Regions from separate parts of the Homo sapiens genome. Here region 1 is linked to region 2. A link is an interaction called in ENCODE POLR2A ChIA-PET data of the cell type or tissue named here. Cell type or tissue: OCI-LY7. All regions are shown on one strand. Each heading gives the region's core, and the rest is flanking DNA. Links, peaks and the distances in the headings are about the cores only. Region 1 overlaps LOC105377141 (a long non-coding RNA gene). Region 2 overlaps LRIG1 (leucine rich repeats and immunoglobulin like domains 1).

Evidence for each region. ChIA-PET counts read pairs that join two places held together with the same protein. Peaks named below come from ENCODE experiments on the same cell type or tissue, not always from the same donor. Only the 100,000 strongest peaks of a DNase experiment are listed, where the experiment ranks them.
Region 1: POLR2A ChIA-PET joins it to region 2 with 7 read pairs; 4 of 35 experiments call an interaction of 5 or more read pairs at or near these places.

What each region holds. Positions count from the first base shown.
Region 1 is chr3:66,596,400-66,600,796 of GRCh38, forward strand. All of the region lies in intron 1 of LOC105377141 (a long non-coding RNA gene), which reads left to right. Among named protein-coding and RNA genes, the nearest start is that of LRIG1, 98 kb to the left of the region's middle. In OCI-LY7, for the core only: no CTCF peak of the experiment used is centred there; no DNase peak of the experiment used is centred there.
Region 2 is chr3:66,487,765-66,492,161 of GRCh38, forward strand. The region is part of intron 1 of LRIG1 (leucine rich repeats and immunoglobulin like domains 1); the gene reads right to left. Among named protein-coding and RNA genes, the nearest start is that of LRIG1, 11 kb to the right of the region's middle. In OCI-LY7, for the core only: a CTCF peak has its summit at 2,112; DNase peaks (open chromatin) are centred at 927, 2,007, 2,647 and 3,407; H3K4me3 peaks cover 3,810 bases; H3K27ac peaks cover 3,873 bases.

The DNA.
Region 1 (4,397 bases), core at 150-4,149, 110 kb after region 2:
CACATTTGGAATGGATGTAAGTTCTGATCTAACCTAGTCTGGGGTGTGGGTGGGGTCAGGAGGCATTTTTATACAAGGAAAAACTGAGCTAATAAAGAAAGGATCCCCAAACTAGGGTGGGGAGAACAGCATGTACAAAGCTTCTGCTGGGGATGGAGCAGGGTGGTTTAAGTCCCTGAAAGAAGGCCAGGGTGGCGGATCACGAAGAACACAGAGGACGGACAGAGGAGATGAGGAGATACCAGAGACCACATTCAGGATATTGATCTTTATCCTGTTGTTTAATATCATAATGTACTTTCTGAACATCCTTTGTATGTCAAGAAACATTTTTCTCTCTGTAGTGGGGTTTTTGCCCCCACAGGTTCTAAGAGAAAATGGGAGCAGAGCTTGTTACATCCCTTCTTAGGAGAAATGAAGCACCTCACTAAATCTCCTGACATATCAGGCACTCATATCTTCTTTTCAAGGATCAGAGCCTGCATTTCTTGCCTGAGGGCTTTCTTTGGCTGCTGGGGTCTTCTCTGCCCCGTGAAGCAGGCAAATGGTATCCTAGAGAGTTAATGCCCCCCGAGAACAGCCCTTAACCAATTGATAGAGGAGGTAGAAAGAAATTATTTAGGCAGATAGTGAGGGCAAAAGAGCCCTTGGCAGAATTTCTTTTCTAACAAAAAGCAGCCCCCAAAGTCATTCCTTTTCTAATAAAGAGCAGCATGAAAAATCTAGCTGCAAACATAGATAAAGCTGGAAGCTTGCACGGGGAAATGCTAGTAGCTCCACCAACAGAAAAGGGCTACCTGGGGGCCAGGCATGTCCAACATGGAGACTCCATCTTCCCTTTTTTTGTTGTTGTTACCACGTGTACAGTAATAAAGAAATGGGCAACATGGCTCAACTCAGGCAGAGAACCCACCTGCATAATAAAAGATTAGGGTGGAAGCTACCAGAGATTCTCTCCCTATAGAAATGGCACACCTGTTCTAACCAGTCTTTCATGGTGTATGTAAATCAGATACCACCTCCTCACCAGCTCATCTATAAAACCCCCTGCTCGTAAACTCACTCTTTGTGTGTCTGCGTCCTTGTTCTCCATGGGACAACAAACCTCATGTTGCCGTGAGACGACAAACCTCAGCTGTTACTCCAGACAACAAGGCCATTTCACAATGACTGATGGGAGTTGGCCTATTCATACCCCAGCTCATCTACATTGGGCTTCCACAGGCCTTTTTGTGTTTTTTTCAGTGGCAACTGGGGAGAGAGTTGGCTTTGATGAGTTCAGTTGCAGAGTTTGGACTTGGTTAAGATCCTAGGTGTTTTGACCTTTCTGAACCCAGCCAGTATTTTTTTGATCTTTAATCTCACTAAATATAATTGCAGAATATACACTCATTTAAGAATTATATTGGCTTCCATTTTCTATAAAAATGTCTAACTCATATGCTAGCGTATGGTCACTTTACACTCTTTTATGGGATTCCTAGATGGGCCAGTATCAATATTCTCCTTGAAATTATCAAGAACCAAATAAACAGATGCCAGATAGTCTGATTGGAACGAAAATCTTACTTCATTTGACAATTTTTTTCTGAAGGACTGTTACCTTTAAACCTTTAAACTAGTCCACATACGTGGTACAGCTAATTCTCTACATCCCATCTTTCACATTTTTCACTTGTTACTTTTGAAAAATTAGTGGAATTTTTCACGGAGATCAGATGTGAAGAAATCTATGGCAGGGTGAAATTTTCTAGTCTAGAGGCTGCCTTTCTATGAAGGTCTCATTTCCCTTCCTTTTTAAAAAAATTAGGCTGTTTTAGGGCGGGTCTCTGTGGGTGACTCAAATTAAAACCTTTTTAGTTTGGGAAGCTGAAGCACCAAGATATTTTCACGCTGGGATTACTTGTCCAGATGGTTTGAGCACAATTTTCTTGGCATGCTCGTAAGAACACAGGAATTTTCAGGGGAAACCAGAGAACATAGTAGTGGGGAGGGTAGGTGGGGGAGGGCAAGTCAGGGCTGAGAAGGCAGAAATAAGGTTTGGATTCCACCAAATGGCACTGACCAGCTGAATTGGAATCAGTCCTAGTTATAGTTGGCACGGGTACCCCTCTCTCCGCTCCAAGATCACGGACTTTCCCTCTTCATAATGGGAATTACCTGGCTTTCCTAACAGAGAACGGAGGGGGGAAGAACTATAGGGAAATTCATGGAGCTGATGAAGATAACGATTGAGGTGCAGCCCCCAAACCTCACCATCAGGAAAGCATTGGTCAACTCCTGTATGCATGCATGGGACACCGAGCAAGGTGGGGAAGGAGGGGTGTGAAGGGCAGTGTTAGGCCTGGAAACACAGCATGGGCAGGCAACTCTCTTTGATAGCGTCAGCAACCACTGCTTAAAAACACAGAAATTAAAAATGGCAGGCAGAATTCTGAGATGGCTCCCAAGATTTCCAGGACCTGATGCACACATACTTTCCGTGTATGTGAATCATGTACAGTCCAACGTGATTCCAGGTACTGCTGTGAAAGATGTACGCAGATGTCATTAAGGCCCCAGATTAGTTGATTTTAGGATAGGGTGATTATCCAGGTGGGCCTGAACTCATCACATGAGACCTTTCAAAGGAGAAGGTGGCAGAGGTGGAACTCAGAGAGCTGGGTCTCTGTTGACCTGGGAGAAAGCAGACACCCAGGTTTGTGAAAGCCTGTGGAGGATGTGGTGATGGACTGGGGTAGCCTATAGGAGCTGACAGTGGTACCTGGCTGACAGTTGGCAGAAAAATGACCTGCATACTTAGAAGAGCACCCAAAGCCCCAAATGAGAACCACAGCCCTGGTTAATATCTTGATTTCAACCCAGTGAAGCTCTGAACAGAGACTCCAGCTAAGTCCCATGAACAGGCCTCTCACCTACAGAGCTGGAAAGATAATATATTTGTGTTGTTCCAACCTGCTAAATTTGTGGTAATTTGTTCCACAGCAAAAGAATGATGAAATGTTATGACAATGGATAGGTGAATAGTGAGAGAGGCAGTGCAGCATGGAATCAAGAAAATGAGCTCTTTCTTGGCTTTTTTTTTTTTTCTTTTTTGAGACGGAGCCTCGCTCTGTCACCAGGCTGGAGTGCAGTGGCGCGATCTCTGCTCACTGCAAGCTCCGCCTCCCGGGTTCAAGCGATTCCCCTGCCTCAGCCTCCCGAGTAGCTGGGATTACAGGCACATGCCACCACGCCCGGCTAATTTGTTTGTATTTTAGTAGAGATGGGGTTTCACCATGTTGGCCAGGATGGTCTCGATCTCCTGACCTCTTTATCCACCCGCCTTGGCCTCCCAAAGTGCTGGGATTACAGGCGTGAGCCACCATGCCCGGCTGAAAATGAGCTCTTTCTTTAAACTTCTCTGATGAAAATCCTGGCTCTGCCACTTCATAGCTGTGTGATTTTTAAACAGGTGATCTAACCTTGCTATATGTATTTCCTCATGTGTAAAAAAAGATTTAAATAGTAAGATTAAAAGAACATTATGAAGATCAAATGAAATAATATGTATCAAGCCCTAAGTCATGTGTAAAAGCCACGATGTATGTTAACTTAATGAGTGCTCAAAAAATAAGAGTTATCATCAGCAGCCATAATCTGTGGATCATATAGCACGTGTCTGGTGCTGCACAAGGGGCCTTAAAGAAATTAATCTTCAAAGAAACCCTGTGAGATTGGATTCCCCATTTTACAGATGGGGAAACTGCAACTCAGAGAGGTTCAATAACATGCCCAATATTATGCAACTAGTCAGTAGAGGAGCCAGGACGAAAACTACAGGGCTCTTTGATCCTAAACCCCATCCTGTGAACTGCTATTTTAAGTCCTATGCACAGTGAAGAGGTTGTAACTCTCCAGGTTGTTGTCCTGAGGAGACCCAGGGCACCAAGATTGGGATTCCCAAACTGCCAGGTCTCTCAAAATGGAGCCCAAATGATCCCAGAACTTTGGGAGGCTGAAGCAAGAGGATTGCTTGAACCCAGGAGTTCAAGCCCATCCTGGGCAACACAGGGAGATCCCGTCCCCATAAAAAATTAAAAAAGGAGCTGGGCATGGTGGCACATGCTTGTCATCCCAGCTACTTAGGAGGCTGAAGTGGGAGGATCCTTTGAGCCCAGGAGGTCGAGGCTGAAGTGAGCTGTGACTGTACCACTGCACTCTAGCCTGGGAGACAGAGCGAGACCCTGTCTTGAAAACGGAAAAAGATCCCCAATTCTCCAGCACTGTTCTCCACTCCATGGGATTCTCTCTGCTTTGTCCCTGTCTTGTATAGTTCCCTCCTGTTCACCCCTCAGATCTCCTGACCTCATAGATTAGACCAAGTCCACTTCAGTGCACTCTCCTAAAGTCCTTCT
Region 2 (4,397 bases), core at 254-4,253:
TCATTTGGCCTGTTTTGAGCTCAGAAAGCACAATGGAAAAAGGTCATCTTTGGTTCTTAAAGGGAGAATTTTTTTTGTAAAGTCTAGTTTTTTGGACACTCTATTCCTAAAGTAGTCCCTAATTGTTGTTAAACTTCTGTCAAGAAGTTCCAGACCACTAACTGTTCCTCCAACTTCATTGCATTTTAGTTGTATCCCCAAACAAAACTCCAAATTCCAAGAATTTGTTCCGGAAAACAATAATAAAAATAAAAATAAATTTTAAATCCGGAAGTTTCGTTTTATGAAAATTTACACGATAAAGAATGAGTGGAAGGAAAAGAAAAGCCCAAGAATTTCCACTGAAGGCACTAACAAATTCCACGTCGAAGAAAAGTGGACATCCAGAACAAAGAAAATAAAAGCTTCTAGATTCTCCATGAAAAGTATTTTAAGGAGTCCAATTACTGTCATAATTTTCAAGATTTTCAAAAACAGTGTAACTAAGAGGTAACCAATGCAAACCTAGGTAGATGGGTAAATTTAATATGAATTTGGCCAAAAACAGAGTCAGACTTCAAAATTAGAAAAAGCCACAGCCGGGCGTGGTGGCTCACATCTGTAATCCTAGCACTTTGGGACGCTGAGGTGGATGGATCACTTGAGGTCAGTCATGAGTTCAAAACCAGCCTGGCCAACATGGTAAAACCCTGTCTCTACTAAAAAAAAACAAAAAAAAAAAAATTAGCCTGGCTTGGTGGCAGGCGCCTGTAATCCCAGCTCTTTGGGAGGCTGAGGCAAGAGAATCACTTGAGCCAGGAAGGCAGAGGTTGCAGTCAGCTGAGATCACACCACTGCACGCCAACCTGGGCGACAGAGTGAGACTCTGCCTCAAAAAAGAAAAAGGAAGCCACTAGGCTGTACATGTTAATTGGCTGAGTTTCTATCTTGAAAGGGATACACGAAAGATCTCCCTGGTAAAAGGGATGGCAAGCTGGCCCAGAAAGAACAGGCAGTGCAGTGAGTAGCTGCCCTTCCTGTGGCCATGACTATAGAATGTGACAGGTGGCCCATCCAGTCCTTAAAGGCAGTTTCTCAGCATCATTTACAACTTCACTTATGGCAAGTATTCACTGAAGGACTGCCTGAGAAAGATGCTGCCTGCAGTGGCCCTGAGAAAGGACCCTTTGGGAAAACATGCCTGTAATTTATTTTCCTGGTTTTTTTTCTTTAAATTTTTACCTAAGTTCTTAAAATTCTAAATCAAAGATCGAAAGTGGATCTGTACCAGCCTCCACAGTTTTCTTTGGGCCAGAGGGGAAAAGGAGGTAAAAATGAAGGAAAGCACCACTTTCTTTGTGGAGTATTCACTCCTCCTCAATAATATCTCAAGGCTCACAAAAGGGTCCCTCATTGAGACTCTGCATGCACATACCCTTTTTTCTCTTTGCTGCTTATGGTATCCATCTGAGAATTTCACTCAGAAGTAGCAAACATTGGCCTAGCATGGTAGCTCACATCTGTAACCCCAGCACTTTGGGAGGCCAAGGCAGGAGGATCACTTGAGCCCAGGAGATCAAGACCAGTCTGGGCAACACAGCAAGATCCCATCTTCACAAAAAATAAAAACTAGCCAGGTGTGGTGGCACATGCCTGTAGTCCTAGCTACTCAGTAGACTGAGGTAGGAGGATCACTTGAGCCTGGGAGGTCACGGCTATAGTGAGCCATGATTGCGCCACTGCACTCCAACCTGGGTGACAGAGTGGGACCCTTTGTGTGTATGTGTGTGTGTGTGTGTGTGTGTGTGTCTAACACACACACAGAGAGAGAGAGAATGTTTAAGTATCCTAGATACAGATCAATTTAATTCTTACCATCCAATGAAATATAAGTTTACTCCCTTTTTGCTTCAATTAGAATAGAATCATGAACCTAAAAATGAGGGGTCTTAGAAATTATACATCCCTTTACAGACAGGAAATGAAGTGACTAGCCCAAGGTTATGCTGCCAATCAGTGGCAGAGCTGGGACGAAACCCCAACGTCTCCTGAGGCCCAGCCATGAGCTAGTTTCCCATTCTACCACATCCTCACTTTCATGACTTTAAGAAAATTAATTTTTTCCTCTCAGGTGAATCATTTTTATGCCTCTTTGGGCAAGCACCCCTTTAAGAAACTCCATGAAAACGTGGTCTCCTTTCTGTCCAGAAAGACATTCTGAGCACCACGACTTCACATAAAGTTTCTCCCAAGTAAATAATAAGGTCAGCCAATCTTTATTTTAGGATAGTAATGAAATGAATATAATTTACTCATTTCTAAGTATTGTTTCAAATGACCTTGTGAAAGAACCCAAAAATCTCCATAGAAGAGTCTCTGATTTTTCCATTGGGTAAAGCATAGCCCTGGATAAGGCCAAACCACCCAAAGCAAAGAGTCCTACACAGACTCCAAATCTGAGAAAACAATCAGAGGAATTTGGGATGAGGCAGATCTTAATAACTACAGGGCATGTCAGCTTGTTTTCTGGATCTCCCCTCCTCCAAGATGGAAGGAAACCCTGCTCCCTTCGAGCTGCAGCCTCTGCATCCATCACTTCATTGCATCAACAATTCACTTCCTGGAAGCAACGAGCTCTTCTGACTGTTTATAAGTTTTGCAAGCACTGGGAGCTTGTGTGCCAGAAACTCACACCAGCCCAGGTGGAGGGAGGAAACCACAGACACAGAGAAAAATTCTTCTTAATTAAAAATAAAACGAAAACTAAGACGGAGGCATGATGCTGGGTCAAGGTACCACCACACTGCTAAAACCAGATGAAAGAATGGTGTTCTCCTAATTTGCAGAACAGCACTTAATTTCATAGAATCTCTCAATACTAAGCTTTTCTGCCCCATAATTTAAAAAAAAAAAATGCATTGGAGCGTGCTTCCACTTTTCTAAACAGAGAACCCACTGTAAATGGTGTATAATCGGTTATCATATAAATTTAATTAAGCTTCACAGATCCACCAGTTTAACCTGACCATGTTGGACAGCTTTTAAGGCCACCGAACACTCCATAATCTACCTGGAATTTGATTTTCACAGATAGAAGATGGAAGTCATTCCAAAAACTAGGATAAAGTGAATGGAATTTGGAGGACTAGTAATTCCCACTCAGATTCCTAAATGAAGCTGCAGCTAGCAAAAAATCCATTCTAAAGAAGCCCCCTCACCAACAAAGTACCGGACTGAGGAGAAATTAAACTATGGACTTTTATAAAATAAAACAAACCATGCAGCAGCTACTTGGAGAACACATTTTCAAATCTGTGTGAAGTTTAAATCAAGCACAGAGGGTTCCAGGAACCTAGTTCTTTGCTTTTTGAAGATTTTTCTTACAGGCTGCCTCTAACTCTATTTAAAGCAGCCTCAAGTAGCCACAGCTGGAGGGTCAGGCCTTACAAAGTAAACAATAGTTAACTCAATTCAGACTCATGACTTAACTACAACCAACGGCTAATTATCCCTCTACTAAACAACAGTATCTGAGACATCACTTTTTAAATGATCTATTCCATTTCTAATTATGTTTGTTCACTAATGGATTTTAATCAACAATTAATAGCTTGGTAGAAACCTCCCAAGTAAGAGCTATGTGGAGAAAGTGGAAGGTTAATCAGAATTGCACATTCTGGCAGAGGACTAGCACAAAAGAGCTTGCTAAACACCTCCTACAAAAGAAAAAAAATCTGTATTTTGAGAACATATAAACTAGGGTGCACACAGAATGTGCCCAATAAACATTCTGTAAATATATAGCTTACCAAAACGCCCTTTGGAAAAACACAGTTAAAATGAATGTCAATTTTTTCAAAACTTCCAATTTCTTAAAACCACCCTACAGTAAATAGTATGGTATATAAATTATATCTCAATAAAGCTGTTAACTTAAAAAAAACCTATACATTTGCAGATAAAATGATATGCCTTTGATTTATTTCCAAAGAAAAAATAAATAAATAACATGGAAGGGCAGCAGCATATTGGGAAATAGATCAAATAAGACAGCTGATGATTGTTGAAGATGGGTGACAGATACCTAGAGTTCATTACATTATTCTGTCCACTTGTGTAGATATTTACCTTTCTCCATATTCAAAAGGTAAGAAAAAACACTCCAGAGCAACAGAAGTGAGTTAGTTTATTTAAACTACCTGCCTGCATATCAACTGTTCCCTTAATTCAAAATTTTTTCTAAAAGCTATGTATTTCAGATCATCTCTCAAGAAAAAGAAGCTGTACCTGCAACAGCTTACTTTCTAATCAGTTGTAAGTTTTCTCTAAGCAGAGCCCAGCTTGTTAATTTCTTGTTATCCAGCCCAAAGTGCTAATGCTTGAGAGACAAATGCTTTCAAACAAAAGAGCACTGGAAC